2 separate regions of the Mus musculus genome follow, and region 2 is linked to region 1. Evidence: chromatin loops called from intact Hi-C (ENCODE). Cell type or tissue: heart. All regions are shown on one strand. Each heading gives the region's core, and the rest is flanking DNA. Links, peaks and the distances in the headings are about the cores only. Region 1 overlaps Gm35546 (predicted gene, 35546). Region 2 overlaps A730004F24Rik (RIKEN cDNA A730004F24 gene).

Evidence for each region. A loop is a pair of places that touch in the nucleus more often than their neighbours do. Peaks named below come from ENCODE experiments on the same cell type or tissue, not always from the same donor. Only the 100,000 strongest peaks of a DNase experiment are listed, where the experiment ranks them.
Region 2: a loop joins it to region 1, with 1.9 times the contacts of the local background. A loop is called at or near these places in 3 of 42 quality-filtered maps.

What each region holds. Positions count from the first base shown.
Region 1 is chr1:186,605,346-186,617,042 of GRCm38, reverse strand. Gm35546 (predicted gene, 35546) reads right to left here. Exons shown (of 4, transcript NR_168305.1): 4 at 2,534-3,470. Among named protein-coding and RNA genes, the nearest start is that of Gm35546, 24 kb to the right of the region's middle. In heart, for the core only: no CTCF peak of the experiment used is centred there; a DNase peak (open chromatin) is centred at 6,962; H3K4me3 peaks cover 807 bases; H3K27ac peaks cover 1,988 bases.
Region 2 is chr1:186,544,971-186,556,667 of GRCm38, reverse strand. The region is part of intron 1 of A730004F24Rik (RIKEN cDNA A730004F24 gene); the gene reads left to right. Among named protein-coding and RNA genes, the nearest start is that of A730004F24Rik, 7.9 kb to the left of the region's middle. In heart, for the core only: a CTCF peak has its summit at 6,221 (motif pointing left); no DNase peak of the experiment used is centred there; H3K27ac peaks cover 842 bases; H3K27me3 peaks cover 1,247 bases.

The sequences.
Region 1 (11,697 bases), core at 2,356-10,355:
GAGAGACATTGACTAAGGTGGTGGGCTGTTCTGCTTTGCTGACCCTCCCTGCAGTGACAAGAATCTCTCATCCTGCGAGCCGGGGTCATCCCTTCCTTTAAATTATTTCTCTCCGGTGTCTGGCTACAGCAGTGCAGAAGCTAACTGGCTTCTTCCTCCTCATCAGCTAAGAGCATCCAGTTCCCTCCAACCCCCTTTCCCTACTTGCTTGTGATACTTCACTTCATTTTCAGAAAGAAAACATATTTTTCTGTCCTGGTGGGGTATGCTCCCCTGGTCTCCATGTCAGAAACAGTGCTCAGGGGAGCTGTACATGTAGGGACTTCCCCTGTACCTCAAATGTATCTGCAACAATTTAGGTGATGCCAGCTGGCCCTGATGTCTATAGTATAGAAAGTGGGGAGTCAAAAGGAGGGATTATTATAGCTTCAGGAAAGCCCCTGGATTTCTAACGTTGGCTGCTGTGTCAGGCTCTCCCTGAGTCCTCACCTTATATAAGGTTGAGACTCCTCTTAGTACAGATGGAACTGGCCTGAGGCAACAATAGAAGCTGCACTCCTCAGTACTAGGATTAGGTCATGAAAGATAATCATATAATTTTCACCTGCTTCTCTTGAGACGCTCCTGCAAGAAAACTGGCCATTGCGCTTTAGGAAGCTCAAGCTATCTGAAGAAACCATGTTTTTATGACTCAAGCCAGCATGCACAGCTAAGGTCCAAGCTGACGGTCACATCAGCCCTGAATCAGTAAATGAAGAGGGCTGCACATGCTTCCATCAGGCCCACTGACTTCCTTAAACTACTCAAAGGGCTTCTGACAGAAACCACCGGCCAAAGCCTAGTCAATACCAAAAACTACAAAAAGCAATAATGACAAAAGACAACTATTGTTGAAGATGGTTTTGTTCTGTTTTTGTGATTTTTTTTTTCTGTGTGTGTAGGTAAAGGACAACTTGTGGCAGGTGGGTCCTTGGGGTTGAACACAGGTTGTCAGGTTTGGTGGCAAGCATCTTTACCTGGTGAGCCATCCCTTAGCCCTACAAGCAATGAGTCTATTTCCAAACAAGTCAGTCTTCTGTAGCTCCATGCCTTAGAACAACGGGGCTTACAATTCACCCCTGTCAATGGAACTCAGAGCTGTTGAGGAGCATGAGTAGTTATTTCCAAAGGGGCTCACGGAATAGTATTTCTGCATTCAGAAAAGAAAAAAGAAAAAAGACGGCTTTACCAACCTCCTAATGACTAGATAGTTCTGCTGGCAATGAGTAAATATCAGGGCTAATTATACTGCATTGTTACCCAATTTCCTGAAAATATCTACAGCTATGGAAATGGCACAATCCTTACTACCTGTCTCAGGTTTATGTTCCTTCCCATGGTCACTGATCTCAGGCCAGGGTTCACAGTAGTTGGTAGTCTTCAGGATGGCTTTGGGCTTTAAATTGACAGCTTCTCAGTCTATCATGGTCCTTATGAGATAATTTGGAAAAATGGGAAGGAGCGCTTACAATATATATATATATATATATATATATATATATATATATATATATGCATACGCATATACATTCCAAGAAAATCATATGTAGCCCAGTGCCACAAACATAAAGACCATTTTAGTGAGAGAAGATTTCCTGTGACTACAAGTATCTGAAAGACTCTCAAGCAGAAGATGGATACTCAATAATTCCTCATACTAGGAGTCCCATGCTCATTTGTTCAAGAATCCCAGTCACCTTGGCTTTATTTGTAAAGTAGGAGATGCTTGTGTCCCTGCCTAGCTCTCCAAATGCAAGGTTGCAGGTCTCTAAAGGATTCTCTTTAGCCTCCAACCCATTCCCTGATGGGAGCCTGGCCCAATCTCTTGGGAAAAATGTCAACTATCAATCATGAGATGTTTAGAAGCTCACAGTCTGCTATTTTCCCAAAAAGATGTAGCCTAGGACAAAAACAATTTCTTCACATGATGGCGCCAGAAAGAGATTGGAATGGAGGTCTGACGAGCGGGGCTGTCTGGGAGTCATCACCACAACTAGGCATTTCCTGTGGGCCTTCGTTTGGCATGGGAATTCTCATACTAACGTCTTGCGAAGAGAGACCTTCCTTCTCTCCACGCCCCCCCCCCCCCCCCGGAGGCAGTTATTAACTGCCCCTCTCCAGCTGATGGAAAGTTCTGGTTTTGTGATAGTCAGCTCAATCTCAAAACCTGGCTAATTTTACCTCCAAAATTAAACAGATTCATTGACAAGCTTAGGGTCCCCAAATAATATTATAGTGTTTGTTTTGTTTTGCTTTGCTTTGTTTTGTTTTTGGTAACAACATGTTGGTGTTTGACTGTGTATTTTAAATTAGAACTATTTATGGAAAAAGAAGAAAGTTATCTGAATTTATGATGTATGAAATGATCTTTGAGCTATTTTGCTGTAGTGTTTGGTCCAAATGCATGTCCTTCTACCTGTGTCTGTCTGTCTATCTATCTGTCTGTGTGTCTGTCTGGTGAGGATAGCTGTAGAGTGAGTAAGGAAAGGGTTGATCCATCTGAAGAGCTCTGTATTCATCACAGCTTGCATACCAGACCAAGAGGGTCACAATCTCTCCTTAAAGAAAACAGACCTTAGATGAACATACGAGAATTCAAGGTTAAGTTCACAATTCATGGCACAGACTAGGTGCTCACCATATGCCAGCCTCTTTTCTTTTCCTTAGATGCCAACCTCATAGCATCACTCTTAGTAGTAGATCATCACCTAAAGACAAATTTCATATATTCTGCACCCTCTTACAAGGAGGCCTTCTTGACAGCTGTCACCTGGTCCTCAGATAATAATTGTATAAGTTGTTCTTCAATAATGAGTCTCACATAAAGGGATCCCAGGCCCTCAGCCCCTTCATCTGTCCTTGCAACTCTCAAATTTCCTTTTTTTAGAAAGCTGCCTGGGTGAAGAATACTCCAGTGGACAACTGTCATTCTGTGATGTCCATGGAGTCAGGGAGAGCAACATCCTGAAAGCCACTGAACCTTGGGGATCTTGGGGATATAGTCATTAGGTTCTGTCCAGGTCTTCAGCCTTTCACGTGATAGAGCACAATTGCTTCTAAGGAATTCATGGGTAAAACATTTTCCACATTTATCCCTCTGAAAGGCTATGTTATATGTGACAACATTCCAATTTTGAGGCACGACTTGTGCCAATCCACACAGGCAATTAGAGCTGACACATTCCATGGGCTATGGGTCAAGTGCTGAAAGAAACCCACAAAGGAAAACTTTACCAAAGGAATCCACCGAAGGCATGATTAGGGGTTCGGAGTGCTGGGCTCCTCTACTGTCTTAGTTGTTCCTTTTGCCTATCCTCTATCCCATGAGTGGTGGCTTGTTGAATGCTGTGGACTACATCTCAGTGTGATTGATAGTAGTGGGGCAATATGGCCATGGTCCATCGAAGCTGCACCTGCAGAGCATGGAGATGCTGAAGAAGAAGGAATCAGTTAAACATGTTACGTCATGGCCGGAAAAGGTGGCACACATCCACCATCCTAGTATGTGGGAGATTGAGATAGGACAGTCTTAAATTTGTTAATTTTTAAAGATATTCAAATTTAAAAGCAAATCATATTTTGCTTGGACAGCTTGAAGAAGGCATGAGGAATGTTTATGAGCAGAGCATCTGTGTTTCAGATACAATGTAAAATACAATCTCTGCACGTTCTCTCTGGTCTCATATACAAAAGACTATGCAATAATTCCTCTTACAGTCAACTGATAAATAACTTTTTTTCTGATGCAATAGAAGGATTTCAATAACAAGATTAGGGGAATGTGGCCCATAGATTATCTTGGCTTCACCAGGGCTAAATTTTCTAGTTGCCCTGAGCAGATCTTGAGTCTTCATGAGCAAGTAGAATTTTCTTCTCCTTCCTCCTCTGCTGTTACTGAGGCTCTGTTCTGTTACTCTTTCACTAAAAAAATCTGTCGTTTGCAGTGTAGGCAAGGCACAGACAGAAAAAAAAAAAAAAAGGAAAATCAGTACTATTGTCAAGGTTTCAAATTAGATGATTCTTAATTAAAGAGTCTGGCTTCACTGTTCTTTATTCATAATTCCTTTTATATCTCCACAATACTTCCTTCCTATACTCCCCTCACAATTTGATTATACCTATTCATCTCCCTTCTTCTTTCCCAGGTTTGTCTCTTAGGGAATAATGCAATTATGAAAATGAACAATTCTGGGTTTCATTCAGTGCTCACTGTGCTGTGTATGGACCTGAGTTCAGATTCCCCAACACCCATGTAAAAAACAAACAACAACAACAACAACAACAACACCCCCAAATCTAAGTGAAGCATCAGGTTCTGTTATTCTAGACAGGAAGCTCTCTAGAAGCTTGCCGTCTCTCAGATCTACCTAACACCCTCCAGGCTCAGTGAGAGAACTGGTCTCAAAAACAAAAATGAAGAAAAAGTGTCACAAATCCCAATTATATAACAATAGAATGAAAATATAAATAATAATATTGATAATATAATGTAGATAGTTATTGAGAAAGACAACCAACATTGATGTCTGGCCTCCACATATATGTACACATACATGGATGTACACTTGCACACTCATTCATGGCTACACACACAGACACCCATAAAAAGTTAGCAATTCTTTGCTGTGAGACATATGGTAACCTCTGTATATAGAAGGGCAATACTGAGTTTGATTTATACAGCTATAAAACAAGGAAAAAAAAGCCATATCTTGGACTATGTACAGACGCCTACAAAAGAGCTATCACAATTCCTGTCATGCCACGAGGAAAAAGCATCAATAAACAATGGCCTACATGGAATGACACACTGTGACCTTGGTTCCTTTTCCCAAAGGATGTAGCCGGAAAGATTCTGGCCTCAACCCCAGAGGATGTTACCATATTCTGGCTTTGGCTGAGATGCTTAAACAGTTACGTGAGCTCCACAGATTCAGCTCTCAAATTCTATAAGATGCTTGTTACATGTCTGTCTCAAACATTCCAGTATCTGTATTTTAAAAAGTACAATGAATTGAATAAAATGAATTTTAGATATGGTATATCAAAATAATTATCACTTTAAAATCACACACACACACACACACACACACACATATATGCATACATATATATGTGTATATATATATATATGGAGAGAGAAAGAGAGAGAGAAAGAAAGAGAGAGAGAGAGAGCTTGATTACTGAGAAATCTTAAACTCGTTTAAGAGTCCTGTCTTTAAGATTTGCTGTGTACGCTATAGGTGTAATATTGCAACCCGAGTGGCTACAGCACTTGTGCCCTGCCACCACATGTTGGTGGTGGCTAATGGATCAGCTAGCACTCCATTGCTGCTACTGAAAAAGTGAAACAGTTACATAGACATATTAGTGAAGAATATAAAATTTCTGAGCTGACTGTGTTTGCTATAGCTTTTGACAAGCTGATACAAACAAGAACCATCTGGGTAGAGGGAACCATAATTGCTTCCATCAGACAAGTCTGTGGAGCATTTTCTTTATTAATGATTGATGTGAGCAGGCCAACCCACCATGGGCAGTGCCACCCCTGGGCAGGTGGTCCTGGCTGAATAAGAAAGCAGGTTGTACAAGTTATGGGGAGCAAGCCAATGAGCAGTGTTTCTCAATGGCTTCTGCTTCAGTTCCTGCCTCTTTGGTTCCTGCCTTGACCTCCCTGGCCTGACTTCTCAGGGATGATCTGTGGTCCACACGTGAAAGATGAACTAAACCGTCCCTCATTCCTCTCCAAGCTGTTTTGGGTCATGGCATTTATCACAACAACAGAGAAGCACACTAAGACACTGGGGAGAGTCCTGTAAAGTCAAGGTCGGTCTGAGTTACGGTGAGTTCCAGGACAGTTGTGTCTATATAGATGTTCTGTCTTAAACCAAACCAAACCAAATTCATGAGTCAATTGGCTTACGTCACACGGGTCTTAGGAGAAGCTAAGAACACACCACGAAGCCGACAATGGTCCTTGAGTCTGTGTCTTCATGTACTATGCAAGCCAGCACAAAGACATATGAAACATGGCAGGCCACATGTCCATGTCTGTCGAAAAGTATCAACCATACTTCTGTAGTACTGTTTCTTCATGTGCCCATGCAATAGACATGTGTTACTAGTATACAATAGCTCATTTTATTCAAAGGATAAACAATCTAAGACCAATAAGCAATGTGCAGAGCTTGGCGGGGTTAAATATAAACCAAAGGCCCTTTCTCTGTCAGGTCATTAGAGTGCTAGCATGTGTCTGCAGTTTAGAACCTGGATGGTGGTAACTACTGGCTGGAAGACTTTCTTAAAAGAGGACCCCCAGGAACAAAGCGTGTGGCACTTACTTAGGCAGGTGTCCAGCATGGCAGCTTAGCCATAGGTATAGGAATGGTACTAGATGAAACATAGCAGGCCACACCTCCACGTCTGTGAAAAGTATCAGCCATATTTCTTTAATACTGTTCCTGCAGATGCCCGTGCAATAGATATATGTAACCAGTATACTAGTTACTAGTCTACGAGTATGCGCCTAGCATATTTGGGATAAAATTCAGTTCCTTGTACTGAGTTTCCTCACGGTGGAAAAGAGGTCTGGCTCTAGAAACAGTTCAGACCCTGCTTTTAGCTTCAGCTTTGTCTTTCTAAAGTGGATGCATTCATGCCATTCAGGCTTATGAGTCTTCTCTTCCTCTCCTAGAAGGCTACAGAACAAGGCAGAAGAGCAGCTTGTGATGCCAGGGCAGTAGAGGCGACCGGTGTGCAAAAGGTAAATGTTCTTCTTTGTCACAGGAGGGGGATTCTAACACAGCCATCCTGAGAGCCAGGGGCAGATCTCTGCCTAGTCACAGCAGGGTGCACACATAGCTGTCCGATGACTCACTACCAAATGCTTCCTAAAAGAGACTCCTTAAGTTACCGTAACATTTCAGAACGGTATTTATAGTGCCAATAGAAAAGAGGTGGAGCCAGGGACTTGGAGCCTCTCCGCACCCTTGCTTTCCTGCCAGCTAGATCTCTCTGTCAGTTTCCAAACCTTCTTTGTTCCCTGACCGGAGGCAGACACTGCAACAAACAGTCTCCTGATGTCCGGGGGGGGGGGGGGGGGGGGGGGGGCGTGGCAGGGCTCTACCCTTGCCGCTATCCCACCAACCCCCGAGCTGGACTCTCCAGTCTGCTCTGCATCTCGATGAAGCTTTTCTCTCTGTTTATTAGCAGTTCAGATGCACTGTCTGGAAATAAGTGGGCAAGCCAGTGGCTGTTTGTTCTGGTGTTCTTCCACTATGAATGATATGTTTTGGTGGCTTTCCATTTGTTACCTAGGATATGACCAAAGGAGGCAGGGGTCTGCTTGAGAGTCCTGGAAGGCTATGAAGGAGGGCTTCCTTGTTGGTAGGATGGGCTAATTGAGTTCTTGATTAACCACTCACTGGCCCCTGCCCACCAGAGCTCAGTGTCCTCCCAGAACACCAGGACTTCTGCATACATATTCTTATTTTAGCTCTTCCCCGGGGGACACATAAATGTATATATCTGTCTACCACTATGCTATGGGATTTTATAGCAATGGCTACATATTAGTATTGCATCCATCACCATTCAACTCACACAAATGGGTGGTCTTGTGAAAAATAAGCATCAGGTTTGCTGCTCAGTGCCTACTGTATCAGATCCATTTTCTCCATCTTAGCTTCGTAACCTCCCAGAGCTGAGCAATACAGTGGTCATTACCTACAGTGGTTACAGATGAGATGGCCGACTCCAGAGACATTAAGTAATGTTCTCTACAATCTCTCTGATTGTAATTGGTGAAGCTAACATTTGCATCTCTGGAGGTCTTATTGTTTACGATCTCCTTCAGTGTCTCCCGACTTCCTTGTGACTGTGACAAGAATGTTTTCCCAGTGTGAATTAAACTAGGAAGATGTGTGTTTGTTGTTGTTGTTGTTGCTGTTGCTGCTGTTATAATCAGGTCTCTCAGTGTAGTGCTGACTAGTTTAAACTTCAAATCCTGCATCCACGCCTCAGTGCCTAGACTGCAGAATTACAGGTGTACACCAACATACCCAGCTTAGAAAACATATTTTTAAAAGAGACTCCTGGACTACATGGGGCATGAAAGCAGAAAGCTCACTGGGGAGCTGGAGGGAAGCAGGATTAGGACAAGAATCACGACATTTACACATTTCTACATAAAAATGTCATAATGAACTCCATTTCTTTGTCTGCCAGCATAAAATAATACACAGAAGTGCAGTATCTTAAAAAGATAGTGCTCCTCTTTGAAAGAGAACACTTGAAGACTTAGTACTCCAAATAAGTTAGTAATTCCATAAAGAGTTTTGAAATGTATTATCATTATGGATAATTTCAAACAGAAACCAAAGTAATAAGAACAGTACAGTGCCTCTCCCTGCTACTCCCAACTATGGCTGGCCTATATCTCTACTTACATTCTGATTTTTTCCCCCCACTGGATTATTTTGAACGTAATACCAGATTTTGTCATTAATTGACAAGTCTTTTTTTTTTTTTTTTTTACTGGCTAGGGTGCAGTTTCTGGAATATAATCACGCCCAGATGATTTGGATAAAAGGAGCAAGAGAAACTGGTTTCTTCCAAGGTTCAGAACTATACACCCACTGTTCTTTCTAGAGTGGGCTGAGAGCTCATGCTATCTTTAGAGTCCATTAGCTCTTTAGGAGTAGCAGATGTCCTCCTATCGTAGTGCGATGTGGGAGACCTGTGAGACAGTACTCCTGTGTCTGAGTGTCTTAGACAGTTCTTAGATGGACTCAGGGCATGGGACACACAAGGACTCCTCTGCTGAGAAGCCTGGGTCAGCACAAGTAAGGGGCACTTTCAAGAGGCATTACTTTCTTTTCTGTTATAGATTTCATATGCGATAATGCAAGGAGATGTCACTCTTTTCAGACACCGGACAAACTTTCAGAGACTGGGCATTGATAATGGCATCAGGAAAGAGAATGTCTGCCCTGAGAGCCCAAATCTTATTGGGAGAAGTAGACACATTTGAATGCGTATAGGGGAGCTTGCACATAGTTAGGAGAAGGTTGGTAGAAAAGCCTCACCTATGCTGGGCTCTCATCGGAAGAAAACGTGTATACTTTTAGTCTTTGTTATGAGTTGAGTTTTTACCATAACTAGGTAATAGCCAGCTGTGTTAGTGCATGCTGGTAATCCTAGAACATAGGAGACTGAGGCAAGAGGATCTGGGTTAGAGAAGTAACTAGTAGGTAAGATGTGGACCATGCAAACATGAGGACCTGGATTCACCCACAGCTCCAGGCACAATGATGTGAGAAGTACTTCTGGTTTTCTGTGTAGTTGTTTATCAAGAAGGTTGCTAGCCAGGCAAGGAAACTCTCTCTCTCTCTCTCTCTCTCTCTCTCTCTCTCTCTCTCTCTCTCTCTCTTTCTCTCTCTCTCTCACACACACACACACACACACACACACACACACACACACACCTCTTTCCTCTGGTTAGCAAATTATATTAGACTATGGAGTCAACCTCCTACCAATGCAATGAGACACAGTTGCCACCTAAATCAGGGATAAAAGACGGGAGCCATCTTGGCCATAGGGTATTGCTAGCCTGGTTTGCGTTCTGGCTAGTGAACTCTAGATTTAAAACAAATCACAAGCCTCCATAAGAACATATTTGTGTGTATCTCTACTTTTCATTCCCAAAACACACGTGTACGCGTGCACACACACCACACACACACACACACACACACACACACACACGTACCCCAAAGTGTTTAAGGCCATCTATCCTGGGCTATATAGTTACACTGTCTCAAAAAAAAATCTAAAAATTGTGAGTGAGTGTGTGTGTGTGTGTGTGTGTGTGTGTGTGCATCCCCAAGAGTGTGAGCACATGCTACAGAAGGTGGAAAGTATATTAGAGGGGACAGGAAGGCATGTTACTAGGGTGAGAACCATTCTGATATCTGTGGCTTTATATACTTTGGAATCTCAGGTCTAAAAATAACTCCCATTTGGAACTGGTTGTTGTTTATTCGTATCCTGGATTTTCCCATTCTTAAAAATACTCTGACATGCATATAAAGACCATGTTCCAAAGGTCAGTGCTCCTTAATCCTGAAGGGAGTGGCAAGTGAATTCTTTATATATCAGTCTAAGAATAGGGCTTGGCACGAGTCAGGTATAGGCCTTAGTGAAAGCGCTTCACTTGCTTATTTTTTTTAAGCCAACCCTTTCAAAAGAAAAGTAAAAGCATCCTTAGTACTGATCAATAACTTCGAAGAATCCATGCATCAAGATCCTTAATATCGACCAATAACTTCATAGACTCCATGCATCAGAATGGTTTTGTCTCAATAGAGGGAAGGAGAAATACTTCAAGAATCCTTTCCCTTGTGGCATTTCAAATTGGAGACTAACACAGCATACGGAAACCTCACAAAAGTGAACTCTTTGAGAAGCTGCTAGAACCCCTCCTCTGATTTTATTTACTTTAAAAAAAAAAAAAAACTTGGGAAGATTCTGATTATTTGTTTCTTGCTCAAGAAAAGATAGAAGACCAGAGTCCTGTCCTACCAGCTGCCCAACTGTCAGAATCCCCTTTGTCCTTCTCTTCCCAACAGTGTCTGGCTCCCAGACTTTCTGAATCAGCATTGTTTCTGCCTTGGTGCTTCTTGTTCCTCTGGTACTGGAGGCCAGGCAAGAGAAAAGAAGGAAGGAAGGAAGGGAGGGAGGGAGGGAGGGAGGGAGGGAGGGAGGGAGAGAGAGAGAGAGAGAGAGAGAGAGAGAGAGAGAGAGAGAGAGAGAAGGAGGAGGAGGAGGAGGAGGAGGAGGAGGAGGACTGGACAGGTTTGGGAGATAGCCCACTGTCCTGCTCTCAGCTCTGGATTCCTTCATAAAGAATGACCTTGACTGACACCTCCTGTTTCCTCTCAGTACCTGTCTGCTTGGAGACTTGAAAACAAGCAAAACCAGGAAGCAGCTTACATCTGAACAACTTAGGGAGGTCAAGTAGGGTTCTTTTGCCTTTCTTTGTTTTTTAAAGGATATATTTCTGAGTGACTCACTGGGCTGCTCAGAACCATTACAAAATGAATCTGGGAGACAAGGAGCCTGCTGAAGCTGTCCCTTCATGCACACAGATGGGGTGCTATACAGCTAGTGGGTCTTTTCACTGTTCCTGCCTCCAGAGTCATAAGCAAAGTGAGAAAGTGACAACGTATTTGGAAGCAACAGTTTCTCCCTGTAAGGCTTGCAGCTTAGTGCCTAAGCCGACCTTCTCCACTAGCACCTAGGGGAAAACCAGAGGCTGTGAATGGTCCTGACTGGGATTTTACCCAAATGAAGCCATGCTGGGAAAAAAAAGCTCTGTGGAAAGAGATTCTATGATGAATTGTGAAAACATTGCTGTTTTGAAATGTACCATCTAGCAATATATTCCTGGCACTATGGGTAGCTTTCCACTTCGCGGGCAAAAATCTAAAGAAGGAACTTCCGCCTCCATGTTTGCAGTTCTAATCCCTCCTCTAGGACCTTCAGATGTCTTCGAAAGTATTTACATGTCTCCGTGATAATTAGTTCTCTGCAGACACCTGTTCTCTGTATTTGGAAGAATTTCAAAGGTCTACTTTTGTAAAACTCTGAACTTTT
Region 2 (11,697 bases), core at 2,167-10,166, 60 kb after region 1:
ATGAATGGTTTGTGCCTACCCTTTGGGTGTATCTGGTAGAAACAGATACTTGGTGGGGAAAACACTAACTTTGTTAAGTTGTGGCTGTACTATGCTGTATTTTTATGGGAAATATTATTGATAATTGGGGATGGAAAGGTCTCCTTCCTTTACATAGATAACAGTGGGTGTCAGGAAGATAGATAAGAAAGACTAACAGGTTTCAATCAACCATCTGGTCACATGGAGATGAGATTAGTCCTGTGTTTAAATGAACACTGAAGAAATTACTATTTCTTTATTTTAATTTTATCCATTTTATTTTATTTGCATGAGTGTTTTGCCTGCATGTATGCCTGTGTATTGTGTCTGTGCTCAGAGCCCATGGATGCCAGAAGAGGGAAAAGAATCCCTAGAAACTGGAGTTAGTGGTGTTTGTGAGCTGCTATGTGGATGCTGGGAATTGAGCCTGGGTCTTCTACAAAAGCAGTCAATTCTCTTTACCACTAAACCTGACTCTCTAGCCCTGAAATTCCTGTTTCTTAATGTTGATGCCTTACAACGCCTGGCTGGTTCTATTAACAGGATATAGCACTTTATTAGAGTAAAAAAATGTTCTTTGAGGCCATGTAGAGGAAATACCTCTTTTGTCTTCAGTGTTTGAACTTTAGAAGAGAAACTGAAAACACCATCAATAAAGAGAAAGGACCCTCTTAGCACTCCTGGGATTCCACCCTGGTGGCTCCAGGACGTCTAGAGATTTCAAACTCGATGCTAAGACTTCTGAGCAAGGAAGGAACAAACACCAGACCCTGAGATAAGGAGGGAGCTCAAAATAGTAGCAACAAAGGAGAGCTTATGCCCCGGTCTGTAGACTAGGCAGTGATGACAGGCACAGAGAACTGAAGCTGCCAGGGAAGAGGAGCTGGCCCGACAGGCAGAATAAAGGAATCCGAAGCACCACTCAGTTCAGCTTCCAGGCAGAGAAACCATGCAAGGGACACCTCTACCTTTCAATGGTGGTTGTTCAAACACAAGGGGCCCCACTTGGCCAGTGTTTGTTCTTTATCTAGACTACCAAGAGCTGTTGGATTTGTTAGTGCCAGCTGGAAATCACTGTCGTCATGGTGGTTTTCAAGGGACTCACTTTTAGATTAGGGGCATGATCACACACCACTGGTACATGTACTTCTGGGGCAGGTGACAGCTATGTTACTTATTCTTCCTTACAATCAAAGAGGGGTTTAGCAGTTTTCTTGGTATTGTCATGGAAGCAGGTCTCAAGAAAAAAGACAGAAGTGGCTGAACCATGTTTAGGGATATGAACCACCTAAGGTGTTTACATTAGACAGTAATATTTCTCTACTGGGAAAAGTTACATACTTACGCAGTAACACACTTGGTTCGATCATTGGCTTTACGTTTATGGGCACTTGGAGAGGGCATCTTCAAGTTTTTTTTGTGACAAAAATAATACTTCAACAGAGACCCATCTGTCTACATCAGACCTCATGTTAGGAGCTTGTAATGAAATCATGTGTTCTTGGCAGGGTAGAATGAAGTAGCTATTTGGTTCTGGTTTGAAATGAGAGAGCCGACACAAAAGTAATTAATTTGTTTAGCCCAAGATCAGTCCTGGAAACACCAGAATTAAGACTGTCGTGCGATGTTACCGATGCCTGCCTTCTAATTTTTATTACATTTTAATGGGGTTATTAAGAGGTAGGCTGTGCCACCAGCCAAAAAGCCCTGAGGAGAAGCAGAAAACGAGACATTCGTTGACATTTGGTAATTAATCATCCCCTGTCTCCTTTTGAATTTTAAGCCAGATGGACAGTGGGATAAGATAAATGAGCAGTCAGCCCCTCCCCCACCTGAAACAGAAGGTTGGAAAACATGGTGGAGAGGACAGGGGCTTTCAAGGGGCTTCCCTGTAGGTGGAGCCAATTTCCTCCCCCAGCGGCAGGCAGCCCTGCGACTGGCTAGCTGAGTAGTCACAGAAGCACCTAGAGTCTGCATGGAGGGGCACAGACATCCTGTTCAGGGCCCTCCTCCATCCTTTCCAATCTTGGACATCACTCTTATGCTCAGGAAATGAATGAAGGACAGAAAGGTCACGCCACTTTTCTCCCGGTTTTTTCTTTCCTAGGAGTAGGATGGAACGCTTCTCCCTTTCAAGGAAACAGGGAGATCTGCCATTTGTTTCGCGTGAGAGAAAGTAACTGCGTTCTCAGACCTTTCTAGTTCAGCTTTGAAGGGAAGATTCAAGATCATTCCCCATTAGCGACCCCGTTTCAGGTGGTAGACCCTGTGGTCAGATCCAAGTCTGTCACGTGTGAAAGCAGAGTTGATGTGAACACATCTATTCATAGCTAGACAACTGGGCTCCATGAGGAAGTGAAATATTGGTTACTTTCAATTGTCTACGTGACACTACCTAGAGTCAACAAGGAGGAGCATCTCAATGAAGAACTGTCTACATTGGACTGGCCTGTGGGCAGGTCTGTGGGAGATAGTCTTAAGCTAACCAGCTTGAGATGATGCAGCCCCATGGGTAATACCATCTCCTAGGCAGGGAGTCCTGACCTGTACCATAGTGGAGAATAGAGCTTAGCAGAAGCAGGGGAGCGAGCACACATGCATTTGTTCATTTTTCTCTGCTCTTGACTTGTCTGTGAAATGACCAGCTGTTGCAAGTTCCTGATACCCCGACTTCCCTGTAACAGTGGTTTGAAACCTGGGATGGTGAGCTAAAATATACCCCTTTCTTCTCAAAGCTGCTTTTTGTCAGGGTGTTTTATCACAACCACAGGGAGGAAACGAGGATGAGCGTGAAAACAGTTTTCTAACTGGACTGAAAACTAATGAGAAGTTTAAAAAAAAATCCTGTGTTTCCGTTTCATTAGGGAGAATAAGGAAGACTCGGTCAGAGCACTTGGTTGAAGGGTAGATGTTAATTTAGGTGAACATGGCACATCACAGAGGACGACAGACATAAATCAAAAGAGATGATATCACAGTTACAGATAAATACTCGCGCTAAAGATGCCTTTGATATTAGTAGAAACTGTTGACTAATTTGGTTGGGCCTGGCACAGGGAGACCACATCAGAACACCTGTCATCATACTGAGGGATGAGCCCACGTGTTCAGACTCCACAGAATTTGGTACGTGAGCCAGCTGTGTTGTTCTTACGATATTTAATTGAGAGAAGAGACTGAACTCAAAGTTGAGTTTGGTTCCTTTTAAGGTAAGTGGCAGCTAAAGTCTGGACTGCATGGTGTGTCTTCCATGTTGGAGATACGCTTACAGGGATGAGGTCAAGAGTGGGGCTTACTATGTTGTGAACAGCTTGGTGGGACATCCCAATGTTATGTGACTGATGAGGTTAGGCTTTCAATGATTATTGACTTTATTGAAGATTCTTCAAGGTCATCAATGTCGCTGTCACTCTTCTTCTTCTTCTTCTTCTTCTTCTTCTTCTTCTTCTTCTTCTTCTTCTTCTTCTTCTCCTTCTTCTTCTTCTTCTTCTTTTAAATAAGGATACACATCAATCAGCCTTACCATCAAATGACCCTTTATAGAGACAAGGACTTGAGTTCCTTGAGTAACAGTTGCACGCTGTGAGCCTAGGGCAGTTGCCCTGTTCATCCGCTTCACAGATATTTTCTTAAGCACCTACATCTTTTCAGCACAGGGCATGATTTCTTCCTTTTTGGGATCCAAAACCTAGTGGGGAAGACAGACCACAAAGGAAGTTATTACCGCCAAGTGCAATAATGCTATTTTAGGGGACACACAGGAAGGAGCATGTGGTGGTGTAGAAAAGAAGATACATGTGTTTGGAAAGGTCGGATAGAGTTTCCTCATGCTTTTAACCAAGACGTAACAGGTTCAAAGTATCCACGGGAACCAGGCCTTCACTAAAAGGTAACTTGGTCAGAGTGGTGTAAAGACATGTGTTGGGTGGAGAAACGGGGAAGCAGAGATAGGAGGAATGTGGTGGAATGAGTCTGGGAAAATAGTTGTTTTGTTTCTTCAAACGAAATAGCAAAACTAATGTCTGTCTCAACATGCATATCTTGATAGTCAAAGATGAAGTGTGGCAGGCTCAGGAAGCCCTGCAGGAAGTGTAAAGATTGGATGAGACTCCGGGGAGTGTATCACTGACCAGGACAGTGCCTCGGACCCATGGGAACTGGCAAAGCCTCCCTCAGGGCAGTCAGGAATGGCCAAGGCTGGGAAAGTGTTTGATCTGTGTGTGCAAAACTAGTAACTGTAACTCTCCTCCTCCTGGATGTTTGCAGCCTAGGACTGATCACCTACAGAGACCCTCTAGGGAGCCCGAGATAACCCCTCCTAGCTAATCCTTACCCTGAGCTGAACAAACATGCTGGGACTCAGGGTTGGGTTGTTGATAGTCGGTGCTGCTCCATCAGTATGAGCGTGCCCCACCTGACCCCAGATCCTCTGTACAGAGGTCTTTCCTTTTCTTCATTCCCATGTCAATGTGGTCAGGCTTCCAGGACCAAGCCTGGCTTACGAATCAGCTTCTAATGACAAATTACTACAAAAAGGCTAACCAACATTGCTAGTGGCTTGGCTACAGAATTGCATCTAATTTTCCAATAGCAAAAAACGCTTTTGAGCAGAACTATCCTCCAGTTATCTTATTGACTAACATTACAGAAAAGCAAGGCTTCTGAACGAAGAAACAAACGTCAACGAAACAGCATATTAAAGTGTGTGTGTGTGTTCATGTGTGTCCGTGTGTGCATTCTCTTTCTCATAAATTTTCATCTATGCCTTTGTTAATTCAACATGTGGCACACATGGTCTACTGGTGGAAGCTCTTGTCCAGAACCCTCAAATCCCATCATCTAGGCATTCGATGCACATGGACAGGATTATAACCCCTCTGAGCAGTTGTTTTCTGCTCCATTACCATAAATTTTTAGCCCATTAGAAGGAGAGTTGAATCAGGCTTAAATTTTTTTTTAAGCCCACTTTGTGTACTTTCTGGTTTTGTTCCCAAGAATAATAAATTTTAGCAAAGCACTGCTTGCCATCTTCACACTAGCTGGCCAGTATTTGTCCTCTGCTGGATAAACCCAAAGCCTGGGATTCTGTGCCCAGCATGTGGCTCAGATCACTCCATAAGCCTATGGTTTTTGTATTTTTATGTTTTCTTCCTCTAATGAGAGACCCCAGTGCACTAAGTGCTTGGCCCGCTTAGTCATGTTGCTCTGACTTCCAATGGGTTTTGTGTCTTCTAAGGAAAGGTAGGTAGAGTGGGTAGATAGGGTCTCAGACTTTCTCTACTCCTTTTCCAAGCTCTGGAGCTTCTGGGGGAGTGTGGATGAAGTTTGGAGCCAGAGGCATGATGTGAAATGATCGTTAGCATTTCAAGTCTTATATTTCTCTTTAAAATACAGAAGGGGAAATTCCTCAAACTACATTATGTTCAGGACAGATAGTTGGTGTTCATTAAGACTTATCTGTACTGTAGTTTTTGGCACTGACTGCCTTTATTGTTTTTAGAATCACTGATGTCTTTAACTTTGAAGTATTTCCTTTGATACCTGGAAAACTGGGGGGTCTGAGTGAGGTGCCCAAGTTTCTGATGTCTAGGTTGGAAAGCAAACTGTGAAGGACCACATAGAAAGAACATGCAGCCAGCTACTTTGGAAAGTTGCAGAGAGCACACGAGCAACTTTTTTTTTTCCTGTTCCAGAGAAGTCTAGTTAACCAGGAATGTTCCCTTGTTCCCTGGGAGTCTGTGTATGTGTTTGTGTATGTATGCATGGTGGTAGGGGGCAACCAATGAGCCGTAACAATGCGATTAAACAAGGCTCTGGCCTGAGCTGTTAGACCCTTTGCTTTCCAATATCTACCGGTCTTTCTTTGGCAGAGTACCTGGAAATCTCAGATGTCCTTGGAAGCTGGTCACACTCTCTCTTTGTGGTTGCTGTGGCCAGTGTCCAACCAGCCAGCTCTAGCTTCTGCTTTGGAGGATTGGACTGTTGAATCTGAGCCCGACTGCCTGCCAGGAACCTGGCTGCTTAGCTGGTCCTCACCACTTCTGGGGGTGGGGAGGGGGTCGCTATGATGACCATATCGAACCACTATGATGATTGCTGCACAATGAGCATGGTGGTCCTCACTGCTCTGTAGCATGTTGGGAGATGGTCTCTTCATTTCCAGAATGGCCACACTCTCATTTTGTAGAGCGCCCCCTAGTGACACCACAGTTTTGTTTGATTGCCTCTCCTGCCTGTACATGACTATGAACTATCTAGGTGTCCTCAATTTAGTGAACAAAAAGGGAACAAAATATACAATTGAATTTGAGTTTTAGATCAGTATTTTTTATTTTAGCATAAATATGTCTTCATTGTTGAGCAAAGCATATTTAACCTAACACTTTTTTTTGTTGTTGTGATCTAAAATTCAGTTTAACTATGTGTCATGTGTAGTGCTGGCAACTTTGTACGTCCTGAGTCCATATTAATACCTTGCCATATCCTGGCCCCCCATCATACTTACCGTGTAACTGCGATAACAGACTATGCAAGGAGAATATAGATCTTGTTCAGTTTCTTAGGTTCTTCGGAAGGGAACACCAGGCAAAGCAGAGGTGGACCAGGGCAGGGTTAATACATATAAAAGGTATGTTCCATTTATGGCCATAAATACTAGCTCTCTAGTATTATAACCCGGATTTCCATATGTGTGGACCATGAATTTGGTGAATAAGCAGGGTTTCACACCTTTCATTTGCATACAATAGATGATAGAATTTAATGATGCAGATGTCTGGATTTTGGAAAAAAAAATCAAAGTATTTACCCATATTATTTGGAACATACTATGTCATTTCTTGGAAAATTCAGTATGGATACATATTCCCAACTTGCTCTTCCTGACCTAAACTGTAAGAGCACTATTTGTTTTTCACAGCAATCACATAAAATATTGTCAATTCTGGGGGAAAAATGGTTTGATGATTTCTCAGAAATTAAATGTAAACCCTCCATATAACAACAGGCCACTTCTGGGTAGATAGCCAGAGGAATGGAAAGCCAGGACTGGAACACACGCTTTGGTTCTCATGTTTACAGCAGGAGGATTCACGATAGCCAAACAGGAACCAACACGGCTGTTCGCACATTGACAGATCAGTCTGAACTCAAATGTTCATCAGTGGTGCTTGACAGACTGTAGTATGGATGGACATGTGACTGGATGTTACTCAGCCTTGAATAGGAAGGGATTACGACACATGCCACAATGCACAGACTCTCGAAACTATATACACTGAGTCCCCAAAAGGCAAATACTGTGTGAGTCTGCTTATATGAGGAACCGAACCTTCTGTGAACTCGCCAATGAAGAGAGGAGAATCGAGACTGCCGTCGGTATGGGGTTCAGGTAAAGATCATTGTGCAGGGATGAGAAAAAACGTCCTAGAGTTCTGTGGCTAAGCAATGTGGAAACTTTAGCACTGTGTTATGGTGTGCTTAAACGTGCTTACCGTTGGTTCAGATGTTACGTTTTGCTAGCTTGAACAAAAGAAAGTCTACCTTCTTGATTTTTCTCTAACTCTATGCAAGCAGTGTTTATCTGCTTAAGACTGATTGGCCAGGCAAGTCCCTCCGCTCACTCCCATTAGACAGGCAAGTTCCCCCCGCCCCCCACGCCCATTAGACAGTCCTGCCAGGGAGCTTCATGTTCTCTCACCATGGACTTTCACCTGGTTCTGGCCTTTGTGGTTGGATTTAACATGTCTCAGCTTCAGCTGACTGCAAACACATTGCTTCCATAATTTGGATAAAAACAGGAGGGAGTTTGTCCTTTGTTTATACATAATTTTGGAAAATTAGACTAATGCGGGAGTTAGGGGGATAAGAATAGTTGACATCAGTGAGGAGAACAAACATTTTAAGATAATCTTATAAAGAGCTATACAAAACGTACCCAGTCTCTGAGCCGTGCATTTCCCCTGGTTTTAGTTATATCCATTATCCCAGAAATGCAAAGCCCCAACCGAGACACTTAGCTTCTAAATGGAGGGAATGAAAAGTGTAGAAAACCCAGATGGCCACAGTTAGCTCTCCCCTGCTGTAGGTTCGATCTGGCGCGGCTACCAAATGCCTGAACATCCAAAGCCTCTTCCTCAGAATGGTGTGATTGGGAAGTGGCAAGGAGCGTGAGAGGGAGACCCCAAAGGGGGTCTGAGGTTAAGAGAGCCCTCAGAGGGGTAGCTTTCTCTCCTCTTCTGTCAAGGCACTGAGGTAAGTGGCTTCCTCCACTGGCCACTCCATCAGATGGTGTTCCTAACTCCAACATCAGAAGACGTTCCCTAAGCACAGGCTGAAAGGGAAACTCTAAAACCTACGCCAGAAAGACATCTTCCCCTTTACTAGGTCATCTCAGGTATTTGTTACAGTAACTGCAAGCTAGTTCACACAACCACTGCTCAAAGCAATAGTAAGATATCTAAAAGTCAACAGATAATTTATTATAATTCTATAGACTAGTATGCAACTTCCTTAAACATCCTCTTTAACACAATGTCAATACCTCTCTTTTGGTCAACTATTCTCCAGCTAAGTATCATTTGATGTGTTTGTTTCTCTTAGAATCATTTTAATTCACACGGGGATAAAACAAAACAAAACAAAACAAAACAACCCTCAGATTTTATAACCAAGAGTGGATGATTTCTCGGCTATGCAATCTTGCCAGGAAGTGGATCTGCTTTTGCAAAACTTTACTGGAGGGAAAGCAAGCAGGAGTCTTCAAAGAGCTGGGAACTTTTGACGTTTTGTGTAAAATATTTTGGAGAAAAATGTTCAATATAATACCTCTCATTTTAAGTACTGAGGGTCTAAGGACTCAAGCCGATTGCATAATAAAATAGAATCCTACTATTTCCATAATCCCATTCATTCACTAGGGAAATACAAACCACATAATTACTCTGCCCCGTGGCATTCTTGATTTGATCTCAGTAAATGAGTGATCAGATGCACCCGTAAAGAAACCATCATGAAGACTCGATTTCCCCGGTAGTCTTTCTTTGGTTTGAACAATCTAGAGAATTATCTAAGTGTTCACAGCACCTTAGTTTGGACTACGAACACTGGACGACAATCCCCACGCCCATGCTGGAGAACAGCTAGGCCATTAGTCCTTAAGTGCCAGACCTCGCTCCCCGCCAAAGGTCTTACGGCTTGTTTTCAGGTTTCTGTGTCCTTGCATATTCACAGTTAGGGCCCATCAAGACCCACGCAAGCCTTCCCTCGTGTGACCACAAGCTGGCACCTGCCTGGACACAGGAAGTGCTCCACCATTTGGGACGCTTTATCTCTCGCTTTCCTAATTAACAATTCTACTAAACAATATTTATTACCCTCCCCATATTCTCTTTATACAAACTCTCATGGAATGCTATCCAAATTCTTCAAATGACAACAAAACACTTGGAACAAGAACAGGGCAGAGGGCAGGCGTGGAAACAGCGGGGCGAAGTTACACCACCGAATGGCCGGTTAACAAAGGTGAGCAGAGGGGAGTCTACTGACAGGCTACATCGTCTAAACAAAAGAAACGCTCCACTGTAATCTAGAGGCAGGAAATAATAATGTCCGCAGAGAAAGGTTTTCCATCTTGTTCCCGCAGTAATAAAATCTCACCACGTGACTTGTAATCAGCCTGTAACTTCATCCATGCGATACCACGGCCTTTGTTCTCTTTCTTTCGCGTTGCCTGGGAAGACTTTACAGTTCCATTGGGAGTGGGGGGGGGGGGTCAGGAAAAGATCTGCTTGGTACAATTTAAGCTTTTCGAGAGCATTTATCCCTCTCCCCTTGCCCACAACCACAGCCAACTGCCGTTCCTGTTCCTCCCCTTTGAAAGAAAGACTGGCTGTACCTGCTCTTTCATCCTCTGTGTGGAAAATGTCTATCAGCTGGAAACCCTACAACTCTTAATTTTGAAGGATTTTCGTTGTAAGCTGTTGGAGGCCTGAGCTAAGGTTTCCGGCAAAGGCAACTTCAGTATTTGAGTCTGGTTTCTAACCCCCACCTCTGTCCTGCAGGGCTGGCATTCTAAATGCGGAAGCTCTTTAGCTATTGTAAGTTTATGCTCGCGGGTATCTGATAGAAGTTCCTGGAAACTGACACTTAAAAAATAGAGGAAGAAGAAAAGAAAGAACGAGAAAGGAAGGAAGGAAGGAAGGGAGGGAGGGATGGAGGGGAAGAAAGAAAGAAAGAAAGAAAGAAAGAAAGAAAGAAAGAAAGAAAGAAAGAAAGAAAGCAAGCAAGCAAGCAAGCAGAAAGGAGATATTGAATCCAGCGGCTTACAAAAAGATTAGAAACGTTCACTCCAGATGGAAAATTTTATGGGAGCTGGAGAAAAATGTATAAGTGAAATATCAGTATCATAAAATAACAGGAAATAGTGTAATCTACCTGATGGAGAAAATTGTCACTTTAAAAAATGTCTTCTAATTTCCTTCAAAATTGTTCTTGTTTGTGAGCCAATAAAGTGTAGCTAAGCTGACCACGGCTTTCTGTCTGCCAAGCTCACGGTTGCCAACAGAACCTCCGTGTGTGTTTACAATTGAAACTTTTCCATTCTATTTTTCTTCTAATTAAAACAAAACCACCCAGGGGCAGACAGAAATCATGCAATAAGAAAAGAAAATTGCTAATAATCTGGGTGAATTAGGATCCCAACGTTTTGAGGAGAATCAGAGTGAGGGCAGCAGCCCTGGGGGTGGAGCACATTTGGGGTCAACCTGAAGAAGTGAACCAGGGAAATCTGTGTTTTCCTTTAATAGGTAATAATAATAATACAACTTAGTTTAAGTATGTGCATGGTAAAGGAGAATTCAGCAGGTAACTGCCCAAGGCATGCACTCTGCGGAAATATATTAATTCCACTTTTCTTCATCTCTTCTTTTTTCTCCTTTCAGCTCCCTAGATTGGATTTCATAACTTAGTTTTCTGAATAGATGAAGAAACACATTCCTGGTTGCTTGAGTAGGGTATTACCAGGCTTAATTTCCTTTATCTATGAAGATTATTCTTACCGGGATAATTGTAGCATTCCCAACAGTAAGGGTTAGGATTGGGTTTACAGCCCATTACACACACACACACACACACACACACACACACACACACACACACACGTACGCATGCACTCACGCATGCATGCCTGATGTGCAGTTTGCTCAGATAATGCAAGAGTAACAGTCAATGGGGAGATGAACTAGAACTGGAAGGCATAAGCAGAGATGTAAACAGTGATAGGAGTCTGGGGCTGGAGAGACGTTCAGAGGGTAAGAGCACTTGTTGCTCCTGCAGAGGACCCAGGTTCAGTTCCCAGCACCCACATGGCAGCTCACAAGCATCTGTAACTCCAGTTCCAGGGGACCCAATATTCTCTTCTGACTTTTTGTGTGCTCCATGCACACACTGGAATGGATGTACATCCAGACCAAACACTCATATACATACAAATAAATAAAAATTAAAAAGACAGACCGATGAAGAATTGAAGGTGAAATACATAGGAAGGGTCCATCAGGTAAAGCATCAGCGAGCTCAGGAAGTGGGAGAATAGAGATGGGAATGGGACCCAGTGACATCATCTTGGAAGAGTGACATTTCTCTTGCACCATTAACATGCAGGAACAAGGCATCATT